Linked DNA regions of Homo sapiens: region 2 is linked to region 1. The links are chromatin loops, found by intact Hi-C in ENCODE. Cell type or tissue: PC-3. All regions are shown on one strand. Links, peaks and the distances in the headings refer to the core of each region. The heading gives the core; the rest is flanking DNA.

Region 1 (5,000 bases), core at 1-5,000:
ATATATCGACAATATGTTCATCATTAATTAAGGTATATTTATGTAATCAAATACTGTGCAGCCATGAAACCATAGCAATGATAGGGACGAATTTCACCAGCATGATGTAGAGTAAAAGAACCAAAGCAAAAAAAAAAAAAAAAATCCACAATCATCCTCTATTTATGTATAGTTCAAAACCAAGCAAGATTAAACGATATTATTTAGGAATGAAAACTATACAAAAAAACAAGGGTAGTGACTAACTACCTCTGGAAGTGAGAAGGGGTTATAATGAGAAAGGGGCTTGTGGAAGGCTTCTGGGGCACCAGCAGCATTGTATTTCTTGACCGAGTGGTGGTAACACAGGGGTTTGCTTTATAATCCTGATCCTTTAAACAATGTGTATGTGTGTTTCATTTATTTTTCTATATGCATATTATATCTTGCCATTAAAAAATCATAGGTGGCTAGGCACGGTGGCTCACGCCTGTAATCCCAGCACTTTGGGAGGCCGAGGCGGGCAGATCACGAGGTCAGGAGATCGAGACCATCCTGGCTAACACGGTGAAACCCTGTCTCTACTAAAAATACAAAAAATTAGCCAGGCGTGGTGTCGGGCGCCTGTAATCCCAGCTACTCGGGAGGCTGAGGCAGGAGAATGGCATGAACCCGGGAGGCGGAGCTTGCAGTGAGCGGAGATGGCACCACTGCACTCCAGCCTGGGCAACAGAGCGAGACTCCGTCCCAAAAAAAAAAAAAAAAAAAACATAGGTAACAATTTTTTAAACTGTATAACACTATTTCATCAAATTCTTGTCATCTCTTGAAAAATAATTGCCATTACAAAGGATGGCAAGGACTTCGTATTTCAGCATCATATATCAGAAGAAAAAGAATTTTCAGCTAGAGCGCTTAAGCATTGTCTTAGCTTTACACATAAGAATATCTACTTTGGGCCAGGTATGGTGGCTCATGCTTGTAATCCTAGCACTTTGGGAGACCGAGGCAGATGGATCACTTGAGCCCAGGAGTTCAAGACCAACCTGAGCAACATGATGAAACCTCATCTCTACTAAAAATGCAAAAAAATCCTAGCTGGGTGTGGTGATTCACACCTCTAGTCCCAATTACTTAGGAGGCTGAGGTGGGAGGATTGATTCCCAGGAGGTCAAGGCCACAGTGAGCTGAGATTGCACCACTGCACTCCAGCCTGGGTGACAGAGACCGTGTCTCAAAAAAAGAGTATCTGCTTTTGATCACACAATATATCCTTGTAACAAATCTGCATGTGTACCCCCTGAATCTAAAAGTTTAAACTAAAACAAAAAAGAATATCTGCTTTTATTGATACCTATATGCAAAGAGTGTCTTATTCTTTATTCCTAGTCTTCACAATAACCTTTCAGGTTTTTGTTATTATCCTCATTTTACAGGTGAGGAAACAGGTATAGAATATTTTGGTGGATGAGGAATTTTTAAAAAATAATTGAAACATCTGCATGGACCATTTTTGGTATTTTTTTTTCTCCTTCATGTTATAAAAAGATAAATTACAAACAAGATTTGTGACCATTTTAGGGATGTATACTATTAAAATAAGCCCTAAACAAAAGAATAGACTGAGTTTTGGCTGTTTTTTCTTTCAAATGTACCTGGAAGTATGTAAGATTTCCCAAATGCCTAATAGTAAACGAGCTTTTGGGTATTGGGGCATTTGCCACTTATAGGTCAAGCCCCTGCACTGAGTGTTGAAATAAAGCCTAATTAGAAGAGAAAGTGAGAGAAACAATGTCTACATTTTTAATACACTAATTGTGGTGGTCACTCTATACAAAGTTTGCTGAACTATGACCACTAAGCTAACCGGGAAGAGGAAATTACTTTGTATAACCAAGCCAAAAAATTTTTTTTTAGATTTAGTTCATAATGTCACTTAAGATTCTTCTGAAAGGCTTGTGAACCTTTGCCTTCTTTTAATAAGCCTTCATAATGACAAGGTCCCCTGAGAATGAAATCATCTGAACGGAATGTGCCTGTGTCTTAAAATCTGATAAACATCACTTCATGTTATTCAGGAGATCAAAAGAGACTTAAAACACGTAAATGTTACTTTCAGGTTATTATAACCAAGGAAGCCTGTGGCCCAGCTATCAAAATAACTTAGCTTTAGCAAGTTCTAAGCAGTGGGCTTAGCCAGGTTGGTTAGTGCTGCCTTAGGACTGACCGCACTGTCTTTTGAGTTGACCTGTAACTTTCAATGTAGAATGTAAGTGCTTCATCTCTGAGGCACATTTATGTGTCCCTTAGCTCCTGACACTAATTCATCATTTGCTTTATAGTAATTCCACTCAGACATCATCATCAAGCCCCAGTGGAGGCTACTAAATGATGTGAGTGGATATATTTCCTAATCAGTGACATTAGTTTATATCTCCTTATTAAGATACCCATTAAATTCATACCAGGAGAGATAACATGAACGCTAATGCACTTTACATCTTCCATCAGTGCTTTCTTATTTATTTCTATAAAGGCGGTATTAATATCTGAATTTAAGAGTCCAAGAGAATGTACCGCTTTTATTAATGGTCTAAGATCTTTTATTTTGTTAAGAAATGGAAGATGTGAAAAGCAAAGACATTTATTATCATGTTGTCATTTTTATTCTCTTTCCCTGCCTAGAACATAGCCATTAAAATATACATACTATCATTTATTTTTAAAGTTGTTAATATATTTTATATACTTTTTCCAATAAAATGTATGATCCGAGTTTTCCTGTATTTTATCTTTATAAGTTATCTTATTTTTCTCATTTTAGTCTGAAACTCAGAATATATATAGTGTTTTGTGGACGTTTTGGATATACCAGCCAAAAAGTATTAATTGAATATACTATACTAGGCTCTGGGTGGTGGTGGAGGGAAACAGAAGAAGTTGCTTTATGTGACAAATAGTTCACATGTGTATAAAATCTAATTGTTCTGGCCAGTCGCAGTGGCTCATGCCTGTAATCCCAGCACTTTGGGAGGCTGAGGAAGGCAGATCACTTGGGGTCAGGAGTTGGAGACCAGCCTGGCCAATGTGAAACCCCATTTCTACTAAAAATGCCCCCCAAAAATTAGCCAGGCATGGTGGCGGGTGCCTGTAATCCCAGCTACTCAAGAGGCTGAGGCGTGAGAATTGCTTGAACCTGGGAGGCAGAGGTTGCAGTGAGCCGAGATTGCACCATTGCACTCCAGCCTGGGGGACAGAGCGAGACCCTGTCTCAAAAAAAAAAAAAAAAAAAAAAAAAATCTAATTGTTCTGATGAATCCCCCACCACATTGCCTTAACCAGAATAGTTTGTTCAACAGATATTTCTTCATTTATTATATCCTTTTGAGACATTTGGCAAAGTTACTAATGTGATTTATCATTTGAGGAATCCATAAATTACTGTGTTCAGGAACTATAGCAACATCATGGCAATGTGGTCCCCTTTGTTTGGCTCTGGCTTTTTGCTGTTATTGCTTTCTCAGAACTGATAACTTTTTTTAACAATTAAAGTATAAATTGTGCTGGGATTGTCTGTGTCAGTGCTCGTCAAAGTGTGATCCACAGGCCAGCAGGCAGTCTGTAGTCCATAGAGCTTGTTGTCAGTCTGCAGTAAGATAAGGAAATTGTACCAAATGTGAATCAATTGTGTCACCAAACACACTACTTAGTTCAGATGCAAATTTTTCTTTTGTATCAAGACATTCTGGATGAAGGAAGCAGGGCATTTATTTATATTCTCTCACTAGCTTCTTTGTTACATACTGGCACTTTAGCCTTGGAGTTTAGGCAAATATAAAAAGCAGAATATAATATCCTTTTAAAAATCAGATTTTCTTTTTCACCTTGCAGGGACTTTATTATATATACATCTGCTTGTCTGCTACAGGGGAAACCACTCTAAGCTGGGCATTGGCAAATCACATTACTTATGTCAGTGGAAGGCACATTTAGCATTTTTCAGCATTAGGTCTTGTGATCAAGGTAAGCAGGTTTGTCATTGTCATATTTCCACGTCCTTTTCCATGTGTGTTTTTCACAACTCATCTATCAGCTTGTATTTCTGGAGCTCTTTCTACATGTCAGACACCCCATGCCTGCTGACACCCAGTGCCCTCATTCTACTCTGTTAAAGCCATGAGCCCTGAAGTTGGTGCACCACCAAAATCCACTTTCCCTCCCAGTTCCATAGTATGCAAAGTTCCATTCCCTCAGTAAGCAGATAGCTGACTAACTGAAGGGAAAACAACCTGCTTTAAATAAGTAACACGGGTAATTCACCTTCTGCTTACATATTTGTAATTTAAAATTCGGGCCTGTTAATGGAACTATATAAGACATATTTTTGAACCATGGATGCCCTCGCTTAATCATGAACTTAAATCTTTCTTTAGTTTTTTCCATCATGTATTCTAGAAAGATTTGTCTTTACACATCTGTAAAGCTGCTCACTCCTGCCCTAAAGTGGGTATTGGATTTTCCCACAACCTTTTACTTTGTTTGGTAACCTTCTTGCATGGAATAACCTTGGACAGGGAGACATGAATCCAGGAAACCAATCAGAACTATTCTTCGTATGTTTAAGGATTTAAAGTATTGGCTGTATTTTGTTTTCAGTTGTAAGTATCCTTTCATATTTGAAATTAATTAGATAGAGATTTGGTCTATTTTTTAATGTGTTCCCAGATCTTTGATGGCTTGTTAACATGATGTAGTAGACTAGGAACTTCTAGTTTTGCTTTCATACTTTTAAAAACTAAAGTGCATGTTTCATAAAATTAAAGTGCCTCAAGAGTCAGCTAATATAAAGTAATATTTTACCAAGGTCATAAGTGATTTAATATGAAAGATCATATTTTATCATAAGCATAACAGACTTAACAAAATCTAGACAGACAAATTGCTAGTTTAGAAATGATCTGAACTTATTTTTCCCAAAAAAACAAAGACCCGCAAGACTGTGTATATATGGCAACAGGCAT
Region 2 (7,152 bases), core at 935-5,934, 63 kb after region 1:
CCCACACAGCCCCGTGGTGATGCCTCAAAACACCACTTAGGTTTGGGTTCGTTTAGTTCGAGTTTGGGGTTTTCATTTGAACTTGTTTGATGTCTGCAGTTTCTGCCATGACCTGGGTAGAACCTATGGGATTACCCGTCTCCTGGAATAACTGTTTGACGTTTTCCAAAGTTGTAGAGTTAGTATGGCCTCTGTTTAAAGTGGCTGGGGCCAAAATAAGGGATGAGTTATTATCTCCTACTAACCTTTTAGTTTTGTAAATCACTAAGAAAATTGTTTGCTTGGAAGATATAAGTTGAATTGGAAACTCATTACTATCTATTTCTGAACTGCTAAGAACCCTTTCAGTTTTCTTACAGCTGAGACACTTTTAAACAGCGGGCAAATGTTATCAAATGAATATTTGATTGTGTTTTTTCTCTTCACTTCCCCTTAACCACTTTAGAAATTCCAGAGATTTTTTTCCCCTCAGAATATTAGTTTTGGAAGATTGTGCCCAGCTATATATTTTTTAGCAGTTCTAATGGTGCCCATTTATCCTGACCTAACCAGTTATTTAAATAATTTTTTAAACCACCACGAATAATAAATGGCATGTGAAACTGATCTGTTGGTAACTGGAAGAAAACTCAGCATCTGTATTTATACAATAAAATTGATTAGTATTTATTTTGAGAGTTAAAAGTGTATATTATTTCCCTGCTATGTTTGAGTCCTGTCTTCATTGTTTTGAATTTCATATTGAAGCTGGGTTAACCACGAAAACCTTGTTCTTAAAGAGTCAGCCAGCATTTATCTAGCACACTTGCTCTCACACGCTCACACACACTCTCTCTGCACATGTGTGTAAGGGACTGGGCTAAACAAGGTTAAGAGATGAGTAAACCTTGACCTCTGCCACGTTCTCTAGTGGGGCTCACAGGTATGTTAGCTATTAATGATAATTCCGTGTGCTAAATTCTGTGATGGAGAGATGTATAGCCATTCTACGGAATGCAGACAAAGCTATTAATTGTCACTCAAGGGTCAGGAAAGATCCATGGAAGTAATGCAGATTAAAGATATGTAAGATTTCACATTGTGGAACAGCATGGGCACAGGCCCAGAGGCAAGGCCTTGGGTGTGAGCTTGGAAAACAGCAGGGAGTGTGCTGTGCTTGGGGCCTGAATGGGTGTGAAGAAGGGCAAAAGGGGAAACTGAGTTATAGGCCAATTGGAAAAACTTAAGGTGCCAAATAAAGAGATTTGGATGAATCCGGTAGGCAACTGGTAGGTACCCTTTCCAGACTTGAAGCAAAAGAGTAACTTGGTTAGATCTGACTTACGACTTGCAGCTAGTTTCAGGCTGGACTCCAGTGATACTTGCTTGAGTCTATTTAATCATCTTTCCTTTCTGTTTGGGAAAGAAAAATCTGTATCTGAAAAAGAGATGCATCCCTCTGTCCCTAGTATTTTCAGGGAACGATATGGTTTGGATGTTTGTCTCCTCCAAATCTCATGTTGAAATGTGATTCCCCATGTTGGAGGTGGGACCTGGTGGGATGTGATTGGATCATGGAGGCAGACCCTCATGAATGGCTTAGCACCATCCGTTTGATGATAAGTGAGTTCTCAGTTCACCCAGGATCTTGTTGCTTAAGAGAGTCTGGGATCTCCCTCGAGACCATCCTGGCTAACACAGTGAAACCCCATCTATACTAAAATACAAAAAATTAGCCAGGCATGGTGGCAGGTGCCTGTAGTCCCAGCTATTCAGGAGGCTGAGGCAAAAGAATCGCTTGAACTGCGGAGGTGGAAGTTGCAGTGAGCCGAGATCGCGCCACTGCATTCCAGCCAGGGCAACAGAGTGAGACTCCATCTCAAAAAAAAAAAAAAAAAAAAAAAAAGGAAGAGTCTGGGATCTCCCTTTTGTCTCTTGCTATCGCTCTTGCCATGTGACATGCTGGCACCCCATCGACTTCTGCCATGATTGTAAGCTTTCTGAAGCCTGCCCAGAAGCTGAGCAAATGTTGGCACCATGCTTATATAGCCTGCAGAATCGTGAGCCAATTAAACATCTTTCCTGTATAAATCACCCAGCCTCTGGTATTCCTTTATCGCAACACAAAAATGGACTAATACAGGTACATATTGAATAAATCTGGGTTTTTACTGTGTAGTACAGAGTGCAGCCAGCATCTCTTCTTTAGAAGCTAGATTCTGAATGCTCTGTGGCACCTGTTCACTTCTCTGCAACTCTGCTGCTTTGAAGCTATGACCCTGGAAGTCACTGAGCTTTTGAGAACCTCCATTTCATCTGTAAAGAAGTAGAAAGGACTCTGCCCTTCCCAATTACGTTTGCAGGGGACCCACCACATCATAGGTGCTCCATCAATGTTGGTTACCTTGGGTCCCAGAGGAAGCCACTTTGCCAGGATAGAAGGGATGCCTAGGACTCAGCAGGTTTCCTGTTCTAGCACTTGGAGCACAGCCACTTAACCTCTCTGGATTTGGCTCCTAATCTGTGAAGTAGGGATAATACCCCACCCCTGAGGACTGATAGAATGTTAGAAGAGATAAACATCTTCGTGAAAGCACTGAATGATCTTTACAAAGCACCATGCACATCGGGAGGAATTAGTCACTCAACGAGGATTTCTTGCGTTCTATGTTTCAGGCTTTGGTGGGATTGTTGAAATACAGATACTCATTCTATACACATTGAGAATGTGTACTAGGGCTGAAACTAGTCTTTTGAAAACCTGAGCTCTGCAGGTGCAGTGGCTTATGCCTGTAATCCCAGCACTTTGGGAGGCAAAGGCGGGTGGATCACTTGAGGTCAGGAGTTCGAGACCGGCCTGGCCAACATGGTGAAACCCCGTCTCCACTAAAAATACAAAAATCAGCCAGGCGTGGTGGTGCGCACCTGTAATCCCAGCTACTCCAGAGGCTGAAGCAGGAGAATCACTTGAACTTGGGAGGGGGAGGTTGCAGTGAGCCGAGATCACGCTTCTGCACTCCAGCCTGGGCGACAGAGCGAGACTCTGTCTCAAAAAAAAGAAAAAAAGAAGAAAATCCAGGCTCTAAACAAATGGGAAGTATTTCAAAGTGCTTTAGTGGTAGATGGCACCAACGAGGTGTAGAGACATGGCCTCTCAGCCTTAATTTCCAGTTTCTAGCCCCTGGCAGATGAGCTGCCTTAGGCCCACTCTCGCTCGTGAATGTTCTCTAACACGGCTTCTGGCGGCCTCAGTGAATGAGTTGGTGCCCAGAGCTCTTGATTCTGCTTGAAGTAGATAGCTCTCTTTTTCTTTTTTTCCCCCCTTAGCACATCTAATTATAGTTTTGTAGGTAGACAGCTCAGCCTTGTGGATTTTAAATGAATAAAAAAAGACAAGTCTTTAAAACAATTCCACACTTTTTAAAGGCCAGCACTGTCAGCAATCCAGAACAAGAACGAGTATGAGTCTAGATATGAAAGAGACAGCCAGTTGGTGAAATAGCTGTAGCCAAGCCCAGGCACAGAACTACAAGGGGGAGAGTGGCAGGCGCAGGTCATTTTGGCTGTGTGTACAAAACACAGTTCTAGGGCGCCTCAGATGAGAAAGTCTCGGAGGGTGAGGGGGCAGGACTAATGGACCGCCTGAAGCTAAGGAGAGGACAGGAGCACTTGGGAAGGAAGCGGTCTGGGGGGCCTAACTGAGCAGCACCCTGCCTCACAGGAGAGCAAGTCACAGACGTTTCAGCCCCAACGCTGCCGCTCACTGGCTATGTGACCCCGGCGAGGCGCTTGACTTCTCTGAGCCCACGTGCTGGTCTGTAAAGTGAAGTCAGCCCCTTGTTCTGTATTTCCTTTGATCCTGGATGGAGGCTTCTCTTGCCCTAAGAGCAAATTTGTATTCTTTCTTCAAAACCTGTCTCCAATTGCTTTGGGGCCCAGAGCACGACACGACAGGAGAGGCCTCTCACCTGCCACTATGCCTATTTGTGAAGAACTTGGCACAGTTCATGACAGCCTGCTTCTGATCAGGGTGGTTTGTATGTAGCAGAACAGCTTCCACCCTGCCATCGGTTCAAAGTCCATGGCACAAGAGCTTGTAAAATGTGTAGTAAAAATTAATAAAACAGCCAGCTTAAAAAATTCAGCCTCAGTGTGACTTTTACTGTTGCTAAGGATAGACCCCAGTCATCACAAAAAGGATACATTGATTTTAGTTTGATAGGAAAATGCATAAAATAGTTTAAGGAAGTATATTATTCAAAATGGTTAAAATAAGTTGATGCTTTAAGGGACAAACTTGTTCTCTCAAAAGTTTACTTGCAAAAACTTTTTTAGAAAATTTTAGGCCGGGCGCGGTGGCTCATGCCTGTAATCCCAGCACTTTGGGAGGCAGAGGTGGGCGGATCACGAGGTCAGGAGATCAAGACCATCCTGGCTAACACGGTGAAACCCCGTCTCTACTAAAAAAAAAAAAATACAAAAAAATTAGCCGGGCGTGGTGGCAGGCGCCTGCAGTCCCAGCTACTCAGGAGGCTGAGGCAGGAGAATGGCGGAACCCAGGAGGCGGAGGTTGGAGTGAGCCGAGATCGTGCCACTGCACTCCAGCCTGGGCGACAGAGCGAGACTCCATCTCGGAAAAAAAAAAAAATTTTTTTAGTTATGCAGAACACCTTATCCCTCAAAGAAACCAGCCTCACTGTGTATTTCCACAGATTACTCACTCTTTGGGTCAAGGGTCAGGCACACTTGATGTGAGAAGACTCCAGGCTTCTTTGTGTGCAGGTGATATGTGACCTTTTGTTCATGCAGCACACGTCTCCAGAGCCTGCTGACCTCAGCACAGGCCCTTTGCTGCCAAAAACCTGCTGGCCACCTGGACTTCTCAGCCCCAACCTGTGCCTAAGCGTTGCCTTCAGTGGCATACAGTAGGTGCTCCTGAGGTGTGCGTGTCGGTATGGGGCGGGGCAGTGTGAGTGAGGAAGAGCACAGGCTGAGTTTGGTAAGTCACACCTGTGTCTGTCTCTTGGTCCCCTGGGAGCTCTGTGAAGGCCCAGTGTTCCCAGAATGAGCATCGGAAACCTTTAGAAGCAGAGCTGTCCCAGGATCATAGAAGACTGTGGAACTGTGTTATTGTAAACAGTAAGTCACACTGATTCTCAGTAAATATTCTGAGTGCTAATGAGCCACCACCAGCTGGGAAACCAGAACAGGAGCTGAGGCCCTGGTGCCCTGTCCTGCCCTGCGCACATCTATACGGCGACGCCTGCTTTCTCTCCATGGTGATGCAGTGATCCCTCAAACAGGCACAGTGTTTTTCCTGTCTCAACGCTCCCCCCAAATAATTGCATTTGATCCCAAGGCCAGCCTGCAGAGTGTGTGGGCAAGGTGTTCCCATCACTACTTGACCCAGGAACCCACAGGAAACCCCCAAAGAAGGATGACCTGCTGAAGATCACACAGATCCCAAGGCCACACTGGGGCCGGACCAGGCCCTGACCTCTCCCCCAGGGCTCTTTCTTCCGCACCCCAAGCCCTGTGGAGGCCCCACAGCCTCTCCTTCTGTCCCACCCATCTGAACATCCTGCCCTCTGCCGAGAGTCCTCCCGACTCCGCAGCCCCAGTTAAGAGGGAGGAGCAAATCCGGGGGACATCTCTGTGCAGGGAGTGGAAAAACTGAGCACCTCACAGCATTGTGCTATGGGGTGTGGAGCAACTTTAAGGGGGAAAAATGTGTATTTATAACTGCCGGAAATGCGATATAACTGTCAAAAGTCCATGAGGTCGGCCGTGTACATAATGACTCACAGGCATAAAAGGGGCGGGGGTAAGAGGGGCAGGAGGTGCTTCTTTGAGGACTCCCCTTAGCTGTGTCTGACAGGCAGGTCGAGGGGGTGAAACGGGGCCAGGGCTACCAGCCAGGGTAAGAAGCAAGAACAAAGGCGTTGCTGGGAACCTGCATTACTCGTGCGTTTAATGGTTACTGACTGCACACTGCACACCAAGCGCTGGACTAGGCTCCAGGGTGAGAAATGCACAAGGCAGACACAGTGCCTGCCCTCAGGAAGCTGCCAGGCCTGTGGCTGAGACAGGAAAGTACAGAGGGCACAGAGCTGCGCTGGAGCTGGGTGTAAGGCAGGTAGTTGGGGAGGGGAGGACTGAGCCTGTGTCTGAGGGCCGGGGGCAGGGGATATGGCTGGGTGGGGGGAAGGAGGGGGATCTGTGCACAGGGTTAGCAGAAGAGCGGCCAGAACAGAGGCCCAAGGAGCTTCCCCCAAGGCTGAGCGTGGAAGACTGTGGGACTAGACACAGGACAGAAACCATGGAGATGGGGAAGGGTCAACAGGGCCAAAGACCCAGGAGCCATGGGAGGTGAGGGCAGGCACAGCCTGAAGCCCTTGGTGACCTCCATGGGAGCTGTTTCAGGGTTGGGGAGCAGCAAGGAAGCAAGGGGCAGTGGGCGTGCACAGTGGGGAAGTAGAGACAGTGAGTGTAGACAACTCTTGCGAGTTTAGCTATAAAGTGCTGGAGAAAAATATGGGTGGGAGTTGGAGGGGACTGTGAGACCGAAGGAAGATTTCCTGTAAATGCGAGTGGGATGGAGCCAGTAGCAGGGAGAAGGCAAAGGTTCAGGAAGAAGACGGGACAATGAAAGGAGCAAGGCCCCAGAGAAAATTTGGGGTGACAGGGGAGAAGGGGGAGCCCCAGGGCATGGTGAGGACAGCAAGGAAGGGTGGCCGGGCAGGAGTGGGCTGAGCTGTCCATCTGCATGGGTGGGAGGCTGCAGGCGAATTTCCCGCCTGGCCCCTGAAGAGGGACAGCCTGGGATGGGGGCCTGACTGGAGTGACTATTCCAGGGTACAGGCCAGGGCAGAAGGGGCACCATGAAGGTGGCTTGGAGCTTCTTGGGCCTTTTGAAGGAGATTCCTGAGGTTTATGGGAAGGGGTGGTTTGCTGCCCCTGAGTTCAGCATGCCTGGATTATAATCACCTCCTCCCCAGGCGCTCTTCAGCTACTCTTGTGCCCTCTAGCCCACTCTCCACATGGCAAGCACCTGACCTGTCCTAAACACAGCTCTCACCCTATGAGAACTGTTACATAAAAGAAAGCAACATTTACTTACCTTTGCTATATGCATTGTACACACTAGTTAACTGGATAGTTGGTGAAGGGAAG

What was found. Hi-C counts contacts between places; a loop is a spot of excess contacts. Peaks named below come from ENCODE experiments on the same cell type or tissue, not always from the same donor. Only the 100,000 strongest peaks of a DNase experiment are listed, where the experiment ranks them.
Region 2: a loop joins it to region 1, with 2.4 times the contacts of the local background. A loop is called at or near these places in 5 of 110 quality-filtered maps.

The regions. Positions count from the first base shown.
Region 1 is chr11:76,081,812-76,086,811 of GRCh38, forward strand. All of the region lies in intron 13 of UVRAG (UV radiation resistance associated), which reads left to right. Among named protein-coding and RNA genes, the nearest start is that of WNT11, 120 kb to the right of the region's middle. In PC-3, for the core only: no CTCF peak of the experiment used is centred there; a DNase peak (open chromatin) is centred at 2,000; H3K27ac peaks cover 838 bases.
Region 2 is chr11:76,143,564-76,150,715 of GRCh38, forward strand. UVRAG (UV radiation resistance associated) reads left to right here. Exons shown (of 15, transcript NM_003369.4): 15 at 1-669. Among named protein-coding and RNA genes, the nearest start is that of WNT11, 59 kb to the right of the region's middle. In PC-3, for the core only: a CTCF peak has its summit at 3,328; a DNase peak (open chromatin) is centred at 5,778; H3K27ac peaks cover 869 bases.